Regions from separate parts of the Homo sapiens genome. Here region 2 is linked to region 1. A link is a contact called in ENCODE Hi-C data. All regions are on one chromosome and are shown on one strand. The core of a region is the stretch at or near the end of the contact, and the rest is flanking DNA. Distances in the headings are between cores, read along the strand shown.

Region 1 (3,162 bases), core at 417-2,916:
ACTGTTTGAGTCTCTGCGTTCACTCTTTTGGGCATGTATCCAGCAGCGGAATTGCTGGGCCATGTAATAGTTCTGTACTAAATTTTTGGAAGAACCTCCCTACTGTTTCCATAGTCGGTGCACCATCTTACATCCCCAATAGTGCAAAAGCGTTTCAATTTCTCCACACAGTCACCAACACTTGCTGTTTTCAAGGGTTTTGGTTTTTGATACAGGCTATCCTAACAGGTATAAAGTGGGAAAATTTTTAAATGAGATTTGAGTTGAGCATTTATGGCCCCTGAAACACTTTCAAGTCGCTCTGAGTGACCTTAGGGTTCAGTAGATAACAGTGGGAAGACCCGGGGCTGGGTTTTGCACTGTAAGAGTAAGCAAGTCTTCCTTGACTTCATTCCAAGGAAATGAGGGAAGTGGTTGATTTCAAGCTGGAGGCAAGGCAAGAGAAGGAAACACCTATATCTCAGTGCAGAAACCAGCCACCCCCTCCTCAGGACCAGGTTAAATGAGGACTCATTCTCCCCTTCTCCCCCTTCTCCTCTCCTCTCTTCCCATGTCCTCCTCTTCTCTCCCTCCTGTCTCTCTACACACACACACACACACACACACACACACACACACACACTTTCTCTCACGATAAGACTTTATTTCCCCTTCTCTCTTCGGGTGCACAGCTCCAACATACTGCAAGAGATTATCCCAGTTTAAGATATTTTAAATCAATACCAGTTTGGGATGAGTGGAGTTTAATTCAGGGAGACTCATCTACCAACCAATTGAAACCATCATTGCTTCTGGCGCACTGTGGAAATACCTGCAGTGGGCTTTCCCCCTGCCTGCCTCTTCCCCACCACAGCACGGCCATGGGGCTCTGCTTGCCTAGCCCTTGCAACCTACCCATGGCTCTGTAAGGCTGGCCACTGTCCCAACTCCAGCCTCACTCCAGCTCCCATGAGGCTGCTAATATTCTTCCCCCATGACAGCAGTGATCCTTTCTGCTCTGAAGGAAGAAAACTTCCCTCCAAATATCACGAAGCTGTGATGGGTCTTTTGTCTCCCAGCTACACCTTCTGATTCTGTTAAGAACTTGTAGACTGGGTGCAGTGGCTCATACCTGTAATCACAGCACTTTGGGAGGCTGAGGCAGGAGGATCACTTGAGCCCAGGAGTTTGAGACCAGCCTGGGCAACGTGAGAAACCCTGTCTCTACAAAAAAATATAAATCAATAAATAATAAATAAATAAAAATAAGCTAGGCATGGTGGTGTGAACCTGTGGTCCCAGGTACTTGGGGAGGCTGAGATGGGACGATTGCTTGAGCCCGGGAGGTCAAGGCTGCAGCGAGCGGAGGTCGTGCCACTGCACCCCAGCCTGAGCGAAAAAGTTAGACCCTGTTTCAATTTTAAAAAAGAAAGAAAGAAAGAACTCGTATCAATTATCCCAGGGGCCAGACTGAGGGGCTGCTTGTATTAAATATATCTCCCTACCTCACCCTGGCAGTTCCTCTCACCCACTGAGGTGCCAGGGCAAAGAGTGACCCTAGCTCAGGATGACTTCTCTGCCTCCCCAGCCACAGAGGGCTTATGACCCCTTCTCATTCTTGTCCCCAGAGGGCATGTCCCTGAGGACTCAAACTTCCCCTCAAATGCACCCAAGGGGCTTGAAGCCTCACAAACAGGGCTTCCTGTGACTGGCATGTGAGTTGGAAGGTAATAGATATCCCCACCTCAGCTGGCTTTAACAAAAAGAAAAATGTGTTCTGTCACTGGAGCTGAAGTCCTGAGCTAGGACAGCTCCAGGGTAGGTTGATTCAGTGGCTCAACAATATCTTCAAGGATTCAGGCTTTTCCATCTTTCTACCAACATCCTCAGAGTTTGGCTTGGTCCCCAGGATAGCTCCCTAAGGCTCAAATGGCTGCCGCATTGCCAGTCATCACATCCAGAAACGGTGCTATCCTGTTGAAGGAAAAAGTGGTCCTTTGGCTTCTTTGTTCTTCTTTTTAAGAGCAAAGAAGCTTTACTCAGCAGCCCCCTGGACAGTTCCTCCAATCTCATTGGCCCTGATGGCATCACATGACCAAGTGCCACAAATCACTGCAGAGGGATGGGATGGGATGGGACCACCATGATTTTATGTTTTTCCAGATATCTCGTGAGACACAGGCAGGTAGATTCCTGAGCAAAAATGGGATTCTGTAAACAAGGAGGAAGAGGAGCGGCAGCAGAGTTTGTGAGGTGATGGGCAGACTACGCCACCATTTTTACCTTTAGGGTTACCCCTTGGCATCAATCATGTACTTGCTTTGTTGCTATGTTTTTCATTCTTTTCCTTTTTTACATAAGAAATATAGAAAGACTTTCTTGTTCTAAATAATGTATTCAATACAAAAGTATGTGTGGTAAAAATATGAAAGGTGCCCTTCTCTGTCCTCCCCAGTCTCACTTCCCTCCCCAGGAGGAACCTCTGGCTCTTTTTCCACGTGCTTTCCTCCAGTCCCCCTTCAGCCGTGTGCATACACACATATGTTCACAGGCATACACAGATATGTTCACATGCATACACATATATGTCCACACACATCTGTGTGCTTTGCTTTAATTTTTACATAGATGGTGTCTTGTTCTGCTACTGACCTTTTCCTGCACAAGTCTGAGTACATACGGATCCAATTCATCCATGTTAATGGCTGAATATTATTCCGGAGAGTGGATATTCTATTGTCTTGTATTTTACTAGCTTTTCAATCATGTGCCTTATCTCCCCAAGTAAATTATAAACATCCTGAGAGCATGCCATACTTTTCCTATCTCCAAACACTTAATACAATATTCTTCTACAAAATGAAAGTCAATTAATAGCTATTGTTGGAAAGATTCCCTCTCCCTTACCACATAAATCTTCTCTTAGCACTTCTGACTGCCTCAGGTGAAGCCCTCCCTCAGCTCGTAGAAGGGACACAGCACCACAGTCTATCAGTTTGTCACTCTTCCATCAGTTTGGCAAGTCAACCTCCTAACATGGGAGAGTTGTTAATCTCCCACTGTTCCTTTGGCGATGTCTTCTAGGCTTAGGATGGCACAGCACCTCCCTCTCCCTGAGCTAGTCATCAATTTAGAGCGCTCAGCTACCTGCAAACTTAGACATTATCTCTTTGTTCTGCTCAC
Region 2 (3,162 bases), core at 248-2,747, 850 kb before region 1:
CCCCCGGCTGCCGGGCAGGTCATCCCTCCACCCCGAGCCGCCGGGGACACTCGCGCTCCCCGCCCAACTTCGGAGGCCAGTGAGTGCCCCTCGCTCCAGCGCGGACCCCCAGGGCCGCCGAGGCAGCGGCTCCCGACCTTCGCCGGCGCCCGGCCCGGCCCGGCCCCGCCGTCCTCGCCCACCCGGCAGCCGGCCCCATTTTCTTAACCCGTGCATTGTCCTTGCGAATCACCCCGGCGGTTCCCACACTGGTGGGGACCGAGAGGAGGGACGAGGGAGGAGCTGGGGGAAGAGGATGAGGAGGAAGAGGAGGAGGAGGAGGAGGAAGACAACCTCCACCCCTTCGCTCGGGCGGCCAGTGAAGGTCTGGCGCTGTCTACGGCCCCCCAGGCCCCGGCTCCCGGGAGGCCGCGGCCCCCGCTCCCACCCTCCGCAACTTTCCCTCCGCTCGCGCCCGCCGCTCCTCCGGGACCCGGCCTGAGGCTCCCTCCCCCGGCGGCCGGCCCTGGGCCCGCGGCGCCTCCTCCTAAAATGGCAGGTCCCTCCCTCCGCCCGGCCGGCCTCGGCTCCGGCCCGGCTGCGGGCCGCCGGGGGAGCCGAGCGCCAGGCCGGGCGGGGCCGCGGCCGGGCCGGACACTCACCGGGACGATGGCGGGGCGCTCGCGCCGCTTCCTCCGGTGAGTCTCAGCCTCGGGCTCCCGCGCCGCGCTCCCGCCGCGGCCTCCGCAGCCAGCGCCGCCCCGGCAGCCTCTCTCCGCCCCCGGCGCTCCGGCTCCTGGCCGCGCCGCAGCCTGCTCAGTCTCTCCTCGGCTCGCGGTTCCAGCGGCGCCCGGGGCCGGGGAGGCGACAGCCCCCTCCCCGGCAAATACCGCAGTCCCCGGGCCCCGATTCCAGGCGGCGGGGCCGCACGGCCGGCCCGGCGCAGAGGGCGGCGTCGGCGAGGCCGGGCGCCGAGCGGCGGCTGCTGCCGGCGGCTTCTTCCCGAGGAGGATTTTGTAAATCTCACAAAATGGCGCGCGCTCCGAACCTGCGCAGCGAGAAGCGCCGGGGCCCGGGCGGCGGCGGCGGCTCCTCCGCCAGGAGAGCCCGAACCGCCCGCCCCCGAGTCCCCGCACAGACAGACAGACACTCGCACACACCCGCACACTCGCGCGCACAATCGCCCTCGCACACGCTCCCTCGCACACACACTCGCACTCACACCGGTCCCGCCTGCTCGCCGGCGGCGGCAGCGGCACCAACAGCAGCAGCAGGAACAGCAGCAGCAGAAGCGGCGGCGGCGGCGCCCGCACCCCCCGCTCGGGGTGTCCGCTCTCTGAGGCCGACCTGGGCCGCGATCAGCAGCAGCGACAGCAGCAGTCTCCCCGGATACCCCCGCCGCGGTTGCCGCCGCCACCCCCGCCTCACTCCAATGGGGCTTTTTATTATTATTCGGGCGGGAAGCGAAAGGGTTTAAAAAAAAACCAACCAACAAAATGGCGACGGACCGACCCGGTCGCTATAGCAACTGTCAATCAAAACGCAAAACCCCGGCTGACGTGCTGACGTCCTCCTCCCGCCCCCCAGCCCCGAGCCGGCGGGCGGGGCCTGTTGCTCAGGTAACGGCAGATTCCGTTCCCTCCTTTCCGTCTCCCCCTCTGTCCCCAGCCAACCACCCAACCCCCTCAGGTCACGTGAAGGATAAATTCGGAGCTCGGGTCCGCTACGAGTGTCAGAGGAGGGCGCGTGATTCGCCCGGGGGAGGGGAGAGGAGGGGGACGGCTAGGCCGAGGGAGGGTAGGGGCTGGGGAAGGGGGGGCGAGGCGGCGGCCAGGCCTGTGCGCGATCGCCCGCCGCCTCCCGGCCGCCCCGCCCCGCCCCGCGCCCGCGCCGACTGCGGCCCGGGGAGCGCGCGCGGCCTCCCGCGCCGCCGCCCCCGCAGCCCTAGCGCCCCGCGCTTCCGCGTCGGCGCCCGCAGCCCCGCCCGCGCCGGGGGGAGGGGCGGGCTGCCCCGGGCGGGGGAGGGGGAGGAGGAGGGGCGCCGCGGCCTTCGGGCGGGGACCCGGGAAGCCCACCCCGCGCGCCCGGGCCTGGAGGGCTCTCACCGCGGTCCGGGCGCCGCGCTCGCCTCTCTCCCCGGGAAGCGCGGCGGCCGCGACCGTCCGCGCGTGGAGCCGGTTCTTCGAAGGGCTGGCGGGCCTCCTAGCCGGAAAATGCCGGCGGAGGCCGTGGTGGGGGCGGGGAGGAGCCACCGCCGCGCCCCAGACATCGCAGGAATTCCGGACGCTGCGCCGGGCCCGGCGGCCCTGAGGCTGGCACCTGGCTCCGGTCGGGCCGCCCAGGTTTTGTGGCGCCCGAGACCAGCGTTGGGAAATTAGGCTGGAGCCATCATGAAAACTTTTTCAGGCAGTGCACGCTCGCCTGTGCCTGCCCATCTGCTTCCAACCTCTCCCCACCTTTCGGGGCGCAGCCTGCCTGCTCCATCGGAATGCCCTTTAGATGAATCCCCTTGTGCTGTTACTGTGTCCTTGTCGTCCAGCTCTCTGGTTTTCTTTTCTATACACCTTCTCGGTTTCCAGAGTCTTAATTCGCCTGCTTGTCCTTAACCATCAAAACTCTTTATTAATATCCTGGCTTTCGCTGATTTTTATTCTCCCTACCCCTTCTCCCTAGCTATGTATTGCTGGGTGAGCTCCCGAGGCTTGAAAACCCAAGTATGCTGTGCTGGCTGCGTTGTAATCGGTAGAGAGCCACCAGCTAAAAATTGTATTTTGTACCAACTCTAATGGCATTTAATAAATGTATACCTAAAAAGAGTGTGTGTGTATATATATACTATTTTACAGCAGAGTCACTAATTGATTTCTAAGCTTGATTTTGCCACCTTGTGATAGTGTTCGTAACCAATTTTTTTCATAAATTTCACAAATGTGACAACAGATAAAATCTTATAAACAATATTAGATGTAAAAAACTCGCAGTAAATGCCGCTGTCTATGCTACATGACTCAAATACACCTGCTTTAAATGATTTCCAGCAAAAATGTCCTTGCTACAGTTACTAGGACATTGATATACTAAGGTAACCATTCAGATTAGCACAGACTTTGAAAGAAATCCGACTAAACCGAAAATAAATTAGTCAAAAAGTAATTACTAAGGTAACCATTCAGATTAGCACAG

The links. A loop is a pair of places that touch in the nucleus more often than their neighbours do. Pooled maps may share reads with other maps.
Region 2: a loop to region 1 is called in a map with no recorded cell type, with 8 times the contacts of the local background. The contact joins the promoter of DYRK1A here to the enhancer-like site in region 1. A Hi-C loop is called at or near these places in 5 of 37 single-sample maps with no recorded cell type and 3 of 50 pooled maps.

The regions. Positions count from the first base shown.
Region 1 is chr21:36,512,083-36,515,244 of GRCh38, reverse strand. It overlaps a transcript of CLDN14 not described here. Among named protein-coding and RNA genes, the nearest start is that of CLDN14, 34 kb to the right of the region's middle. Within about 2 kb of position 1,666, at least 2 of the 41 ENCODE cell types and tissues checked have a DNase peak (open chromatin) inside an H3K27ac peak, as active enhancers do.
Region 2 is chr21:37,365,108-37,368,269 of GRCh38, reverse strand. DYRK1A (dual specificity tyrosine phosphorylation regulated kinase 1A) reads right to left here and starts at 1,497. Exons shown (of 12, transcript NM_001347721.2): 1 at 642-1,497. RefSeq lists silencers at 1-274, 385-524, 765-844, 1,035-1,184, 1,765-2,074 and 1 more and enhancers at 187-1,111, 2,425-2,504, 2,036-2,961.